3 separate regions of the Homo sapiens genome follow, and all the other regions are linked to region 1. Evidence: read pairs that join two places in POLR2A ChIA-PET (ENCODE). Cell type or tissue: GM12878. All regions are shown on one strand.

Region 1 (2,500 bases):
TCAGGTGAGCGGATCGCCTGAGGTCAGGAGTTCAAGATCAGTCTGGCCAACAAGGTGACACCCTGTCTCTACTAAAAATACAAAAATCAGCCCAGCGCAGTGGCAGGTGCCTGTAATCACAGCTATTCAGGAGGCTGAGGCAGGAGAATCGGTTGAACCCACAAGGTGGAAGTTGCAGTGAGCCCAGATGACACCACTGCACCTCAACCTGGGCAACAGAGCAAGAATCTGTCTCAAAAAAAAAAAGGACTTCTTGGTACATAACATTTAAAGAAGCCTGCATAGTCACTATGGCCACTATGTCTTTGAAGTGCCACAACAGAGAGAGGCTCTCTGAAAGGAAATGATACTGATTTGGGAATAGGGTATTACAAGGGGAACACGTGTGCCAGAGTAAACTATGTACATATTTAGGAAGGTGAAGGAAAACAAAGGTTCTTAAAGGAAAAAATGAGGATTAGATCACTGTTTTAAGATAATTATCCTTGGCTATAAGGATCAATAGCAAGGGGGATGCCATTCCAAGGTTAGACAGGCAGTTGTTGGGCAGATGTCCTCATAGAAGTGTTTGTTGTGTAAGGCGGTGAAGGGCTTTGTGCAAGGTTGAGATTTTTGCAGTCTTTTGTGATCATTTTTATTTATTTATTTATTTAGAGACAGAGTCTTGCTCTGTCACCCAAGCTGGAGGGCAGTGATGCAATCACAGCTCACTGCAACGTCTGCCTCCTGGATTCAAGAAATTCTCCTGTCTCAGCCTCCTTAGTAGCTGGGACTACAGGCATCCGCCACCATGCCTGGCTAATTTTTTGTATTTTTAGTAGAGATGGGATTTTGCCATGTTGCCCAGGCTGGTCTTGAACTCCTGACCTCAAGTGATCCACCTGCCTCAACCTTCTAAAATGCTGGGATTACAGGCATGAGCCACCACGCCCGGCCTTGTGATCATTTTTGTTATCAAGCATTTTTGCATGAGAATCCTTCATGGCCTTCCCCAGCTCTATTTGTCAGGGTTTTTTATTTGTTTGCTTGTTTGTTTGAAGCACAAGTGACTCCATTTTGATTCTGACAACTTCCACACTATGCAGTCACATCTCTGAGGCGCCCAGAGCCCTTCAAAATATATTTGCTGTTTGCCAAATAGTCTCTATTTGAGATGAGAACATCCCCAGCTGTCCTTCTGTTTGATGAGAAGTGAGACTCCACCCCAGCAGCTTCCGGAGATGCAGTCATGCCTCCCCACCCTTCACTGCCACTCCCAGCCTCCCTTGAGACTCAAGGACTGTCCCACGGGAATGAAGTGAAAGTGACGTCTTTCTCCTTGTTTCCAGTCTGTGGTGAGGGAAAACAGCTGGCTACGCTTGAGAGGGTATGGAAACTGGTCAGAGTGGTTACTTGGGACCTGGGGCCTCAGAGCCACCCGTTGCTAAGGAGAGGACTCTGGTCAGGGCAACTTGCCAATGCTCTAGGAATGACACCTAGACATTCCTAAAAAATGATAGCCTAAAAATTCATCCCATTGTAGAAATACAGGCAGCACTAGCTTCTCTGGGCCCCTCAGTTATCAAAAAAAGAGGAGGGAGGCAGACCCTCAGGGTTACTTTACATCCATATACCTAGCTACAACATAAACATCAAATGATATGTGGCCAGGCGCGCTGGCTCATGCCTGTAATCCCAGCACTTTGGGAGGCAGAGGCAGGCAGATCACTTGAGGTCAGGAGTTCGACACCAGCCTGGCCAACATGGAGAAACCCCGTCTCTACTAAAAATACAAAAATTAGCCAGGCATGATGGTGCATGCCTGTAGTTCCAGCTACTCAGTAGGTTAAGGCATGAGAATCGCTTGAACCTGGGAGGCGGAGGTTGCAGTGAGCAAGATCGTGCCACTGCACTCCAGCCTGGGCTAACAGAGAGAGACTCTGTCTCAAAAAAAAAAACAAAACAAATCAAAACAAAAAGCACAACATATGATATTAATGATTTTCCTTGAAATTAAATAGTGGTATGAGTAACAATGTATAATAACTGTAAATATTAATTCAACTCGTTTCATTTCTACATTCAGGTGAATAAAAATATCTGATCTATTCTCTGTGGGTAATAAGAGTATTTTTGTATCTGAAAAGCCTAAGAGAGGGTCAAACCCTTAAAGAGCTGGTAAGTCCAGGTAGGAGGACCCTGAGGTCCTTGGAGATGGGCAGGTACAAAATTTTGCCTGGCATAAAATTCAATTAATCAATCAAACTAATGTGTTTCTTGACTATTTACTTTCTGAAATTTTCCTGTGACCCTTAATACAACTGTGAGTACCTTCAAGTGTCCTCCAGATCCAGACACTTCTCAAGTGGCCAGCCCCATGCTAACTACTAAAATAGTGGAGCACCAGTAGTCGGGGCTGTGGGTACATTCCTGTAGGCTGTGCACCGCACAACCCCACAGGTGCTGTTGACCTAAACAGAACACAAAGGCACACAGCAACTGCTAGTAGTCCTGATACGTA
Region 2 (2,500 bases), 200 kb before region 1:
GGCAACGCCTCTGCTGTGGATTGATTATGGGAGATGACATCACACATCAAGATATCTCAGCAGATGTTTCTCAATGGGTACAGTATTATGGGATTAGTTCCAGGCAGTCGTGCTTGGATATCTCATGGGTGGTGGAGTCTGTAGCAAGGCTGGAAATTTTGACTTGGAATCACTTGGATTTCTCTAAGAGAATACCCCAGGTTGGATGTGTTACTGTGGCAGCAGAGAAGACTTAAAAATTACATTGTTTTTAGCTTGAACTTCGTCTTGTGAAGTCCTAATTAGGGAAGAGGAGTCAGGCTGGGGGTCTAGGGGAAAGCAAAGAGATAAAGCAGATAAGCCATAGGTCTACCTTGCTTCATGGTCCAGGACATACAAACAAAAAGAAGAAGCAGATAAGCTATAGGTCTGCCTTTCTTTATGGCCCAGGACATACGACCCTCCTGCACACATAACTCACAATCTTCCTGCGTATCATCAAATGCTTCAACTTATCATCAAACATCTCGGCTGACCGAAAAATGCAAGTTAGCTCCCTGCTACCTTGGCGTTGTCAGTCCTCCACATAGCACTCTTCAGCTTAAATTGCATTTTATAAAATCCCCAGCAAGCCTTTGTCTCCTGGCAGTCAACTCGTCTCTTACTGACCTGCCCATTGCTCCCTTGCAATGTATTTTCCTACTTTCTCTAATAAATCTGCCTTTCTTGACCTAAACTGTCATGGTAAATTCTTCTTACTCCTATGTCACCAGCCACAGACAGTCGCCACAAGCCATGACAAGTCTGCGATTTCATGGTCTTTTTTTATTTTGATGATATTTCCCCAGTGTTTGGGGGACAGAAGAATGCCCACAATCTATAGGTCTTAGTCACATGGATGGGGACAGAATATCTGAGAGAGAGAGAAGGAACAAGATCTACTGGGGCTCCTTAAAATTCTTCTTGAAGAACTCCTTTCTCACCTTGGAGTAGGGAAGACTTTCTGATTATGACTCAAAATTTAGAAGCTAAGAAAGAAAATACCTTTAAATCTGAAAACATAAAACTCAAAAACTTCTGGGTGTTTTTTTGGGGGGGTTGTTTTTTTTAAACAGCACAAGCAACTCAAAGGGCAAGTGACAAACTGGGGAGAGAAGAAAAAGATGTGACTCATATCACAGTTTCCCTTCTACTTAAAAAAAAAAAAAACTGCAAACCAGTAAGAAAATAGCAACAGCTCAACAGAAAAATTGCCAAAGGCACGAACAGTTAATGAGAAGGAGATGCAAATCGCTCTTAAACCTATGAAAAGATGAAGGTGTTCCATCACAAAGAGTAAGAGAAATACAAATTAATATTAATGTGAAAGACAACTTTTCATTTATGAATTTGAGAAAAATCCAAGAACTTGATGATATACCTCTAAGAAGCAACGGTAGGGAAACGAAAATTCTCACACATTGCAGGTGGTTATGTAAATTGGTATAGCCCCGCGGGTGGTCAGTGTGACAGTTTCTATCCAAATTACAGATGCATAGTTTCATTGCCAGGTCTCTTCTGTCTGCTTCTTCAGACCCACCCTCCCCTCTCCCCACTGTTTAGTTGGCCCAGGACCCTGTCTGGTAAGGATACAACTCCAGGCCCCTTGCCCTATGGCTTCTGGTTGTGTTCAGCCGATGGGGAGCCCCAAATAAGAGAAGGAAGGGACACCGTGAGTGATATTTATCCCTCAGCTTCCTGCCTGCACTGTCCTCTTGGTCTGGCTGTGTCCAGTGGTCTCATGTCATAGCTGCTCATACAGGAGTTTCTCCTTACAAATTGCAATGTTGGCTTCTCTTCCCCCTCCGGCCCAGAGTGATTACAGCCATCAATGTTGTGAGCTACAGGTTCTATACCCTCCCTTCTGCAGGCCCAGAATGGTAACAGCCCTCAATGTTGTGAGCTGCAGGTTCTGTACTCTCCCTCCTGGGGCCCAGAGTGGTCACAGCCCTCAATGTTGTGAGCTACAGGTTCTATACTCTCCTTTCTGCAGGCCCAGAGTGGTGACAGCCCTCAATGTTGTGAGCTACAGCTCTCAATGTTGTGAGCTACAGGTTCTATACCCTCCATTCTGCAGACCCAGAATGTTACAGCCCTCAATGTTGTGATCTGCAGGTTCTGTACTCTCCCTCCTGGGGCCCAGAGTGGTCACAGCCCTCAATGTTGTGAGCTACAGGTTCTATATTCTCCCTTCTGCAGGCCCAGAGTGGTCACAGCCCTCAATGTTGTGAGCTACAGGTTCTATATTCTCCCTTCTGCAGGCCCAGAGTGGTCACAGCCCTCAATGTTGTGAGCTACAGGTTCTATATTCTCCCTTCTGCAGGCCCAGAGTGGTCACAGCCCTCAATGTTGTGAGCTACAGGTTCTATATTCTCCCTTCTGCAGGCCCAGAGTGGTCACAGCCCTCAATGTTGTGAGCTACAGGTTCTGGAGTCTCCCTTCTGGGCCCCAGAGTGGTCACAGGCCTCAATGTTGTGAGCTG
Region 3 (2,500 bases), 210 kb before region 1:
CCACGCGTCGCCCCTGCTGGGAGTCCGCTTTCGTTGCACCCCTCCGCGTCCCACCCCACCCCACCAAGGATGCCCAGGATACCGGGCATTTGCCACTGCAAGATGTGAGTCGTTGCTAAGTTTGAGGGTCACATTCCTCCAGGTCCACCCCGCCTTGCAAAACCGGCTCACCAGCTGGGTGCTCAGGTTCGGGATCTCCAGCCCGCCCCCTTGAGGTCCCCTGGGATTAGCCCCCCTCGACCTGCGTCAGGGTCACAGACTGCAGCCGGGGCTGGAGCGGCCTACACCCCTCCGGATCCGCTGCGTGGAGGCAGGAGGGGGAAGGGGCGAGGGGACGTGGCCGCGGAGACAGAAGGGTGCACCCTCCCAGGGTCGGAGAGGGGAGATACTGGGAAGATACTCCGCGAATATGGAGAGGCGATCGGCACTTGCATTTCAACCCTGAGCAAATCAATCCGTTACACGCAGTAGCGAGTTGACTCCATCAGCCCGTTTATTTGGTTAGCGATGGTTATATTGACTCTGAGTATTCCCACCTCCTTTCTTTTAACATTTTTTTTTTTATTTCCTTGTTTTGTTTAGCAAGAAGTCTTAGAAACGAATATAGCATGCTTGGGCGTTGATTCAGTGGTGAGAAGTGCCGGAGCTGGCTCAGGGAGAGGTGGAGTTTCCCATGTGTGCTCACTGGCCCAGGGGCTAAGTCCCACTGCTTGCCAAGGTTTCTCAGTATCCTGTCCACCCACCCCCTATCCACCTGTGCAGGCTTGAGGGGGTGAGGGGGTAGCAGATACTCTATCAAAATCTACCCTAAGGAAAATATTCGATAAACACTCCTAGCAATTAGGGCATAGCTGATAAGGCTTGATCTGTTTGTCGCAGAAAATGACTTGAACTTGTAAGTTCTATTGTTCATAAAGTTGTTTTCCACAATTTTAGATAATCAAAAATGTACATGACTCATTTTTCTTACCTATTATTTCCTCTAAAGTTTCTCATGTATTTATTGAAAAGTTAAAGAAAATCTGATTTTGGTTCACATAATTTGACAATGGTGATTTGTCTAAAAGTCATTTCAAAAAGTAGTATGAAAAGGATCATAACCCTAGAGGTACTGTCATAGACGTGAAACATTTATTAAAATATATATTCCATGGCTCACACTTGCACACTCAAAGCCACATTGGACTCATTTTTTCTGCTACCTTTATAAACCTTCAAACTGTTCAAGAGTCAATGGTATGTATCATCTTCCGTTATCAATCATCATGTTTTGTTTTGTTTGGTTTGGTTTGGTTTGGTTTGGTTTTTGACAAAGTCTCGCTCTGTCGCGCAGGCTGGAGTGCAGTGGCACTGTCTTGGCTCACTGCAACCTCCCCCTCCTGGGTTCAAGCGATTCTTCTGCCTCAGCCTCTTGAGTAGCTGAGATTACAGGCGTGTGCTACTACGCCTGGCTAATTGTATTTTTAGTAGAGATGGGATTTCCACTATGTTACCCAGCCTGGTCTGGAACTTCTGACCTCAAATGATCCACCTGCTTTGGACTCCCAAAGTGCTAGTATTACAGGCTCAATCATCATGTTTTATCAAAGCTAAAACCCAAACTAAAATGCCATTGCTTATAAGATGCACTTTCATTTTATGTAATGAAGTAAGAAAAAACACTGTCAATCATGCTATGCCATGCCACCAGAATGAAAGCATTCTGATTTCAGAAATTCTCAAATGTTAAAAGAAAATGGGCATTTTATAATTTGTGAAATATTAGTGAGTTAGAGCAGAGCTTGACGGCACTGGCCCTGAGGGTCCTTCTTCTTCCTTTGGAAGAATGAAACTGGGGGCTATGCAATTCAGGGAAGAATAAAGGAAAAACAGGTAATTGGCAGAGGAGGTTGGCTGACTTAGAGGTATGGAAAAGACAAAACAAAGGAGGGAAAAAGAGAGGTATGTATGATGGGGAGGAGTTCAGAGCCACTGAAAATTTTCTCTGGCCCTAACAGGAAAACGAGTTACCCCACAAGCCAGGGTTTTATCATCTGGTACGTGGAGATATCCATCAGCATTGTCATTGGTTTTCATTTGTTTGTTTTTAATTCTCAAGTTTAAAAAAAAATTTAAAATTTAAATGTGTCTCAACCACCAGAAACTATAGTGAGATTTCTCTGTAATAAATAGGAAAGAAGGAGACTGATCCAGTCCTTGTTAAAAAAAAAAAAAAGAGGAAACTGAATCACAACATACTTTGCTTTTTTCTTTTCTCACAAAGGAACAGTGGGCCCTTTATGCTGGGTGAAGGTGAGTGAGATGGGGGAAGGTTCACTGGGCACCAACCTTCTGGGCTAGAGAAATTGCCCAGGCTTTACAGAACAAGCTGGAATCAGATAAAGTTGTGGAAAGGAAGTCGAGGTTTCACTCTGCCATATCAGTAGGAGGTACTAAAGCCAAACTAGTAGCAGCAAAGTGAACAGAAATGGTAAGGGGGAAAAATAGGAAAGGAAAGAAC

What was found. Peaks named below come from ENCODE experiments on the same cell type or tissue, not always from the same donor. Only the 100,000 strongest peaks of a DNase experiment are listed, where the experiment ranks them.
Region 2: POLR2A ChIA-PET joins it to region 1 with 8 read pairs; 7 of 35 experiments call an interaction of 5 or more read pairs at or near these places.
Region 3: POLR2A ChIA-PET joins it to region 1 with 5 read pairs; 7 of 35 experiments call an interaction of 5 or more read pairs at or near these places.

Annotation. Positions count from the first base shown.
Region 1 is chr21:33,440,995-33,443,494 of GRCh38, forward strand. It overlaps a transcript of TMEM50B not described here. Among named protein-coding and RNA genes, the nearest start is that of TMEM50B, 38 kb to the right of the region's middle. In GM12878, no CTCF peak of the experiment used is centred here; a DNase peak (open chromatin) is centred at 1,257; H3K27ac peaks cover 1,673 bases.
Region 2 is chr21:33,237,601-33,240,100 of GRCh38, forward strand. The region is part of intron 1 of IFNAR2-IL10RB (IFNAR2-IL10RB readthrough); the gene reads left to right. The region is part of intron 1 of IFNAR2 (interferon alpha and beta receptor subunit 2); the gene reads left to right. Among named protein-coding and RNA genes, the nearest start is that of IFNAR2-IL10RB, 8.9 kb to the left of the region's middle. RefSeq lists enhancers at 689-918, 1,059-1,108. In GM12878, no CTCF peak of the experiment used is centred here; DNase peaks (open chromatin) are centred at 1,301 and 1,434; H3K4me3 peaks cover 2,323 bases; H3K27ac peaks cover 2,500 bases.
Region 3 is chr21:33,230,454-33,232,953 of GRCh38, forward strand. The region is part of intron 1 of IFNAR2-IL10RB (IFNAR2-IL10RB readthrough); the gene reads left to right. The region is part of intron 1 of IFNAR2 (interferon alpha and beta receptor subunit 2); the gene reads left to right. Among named protein-coding and RNA genes, the nearest start is that of IFNAR2-IL10RB, 1.8 kb to the left of the region's middle. RefSeq lists a silencer at 1,174-1,363. In GM12878, a CTCF peak has its summit at 235 (motif pointing left); a DNase peak (open chromatin) is centred at 1,246; H3K4me3 peaks cover 2,500 bases; H3K27ac peaks cover 2,500 bases.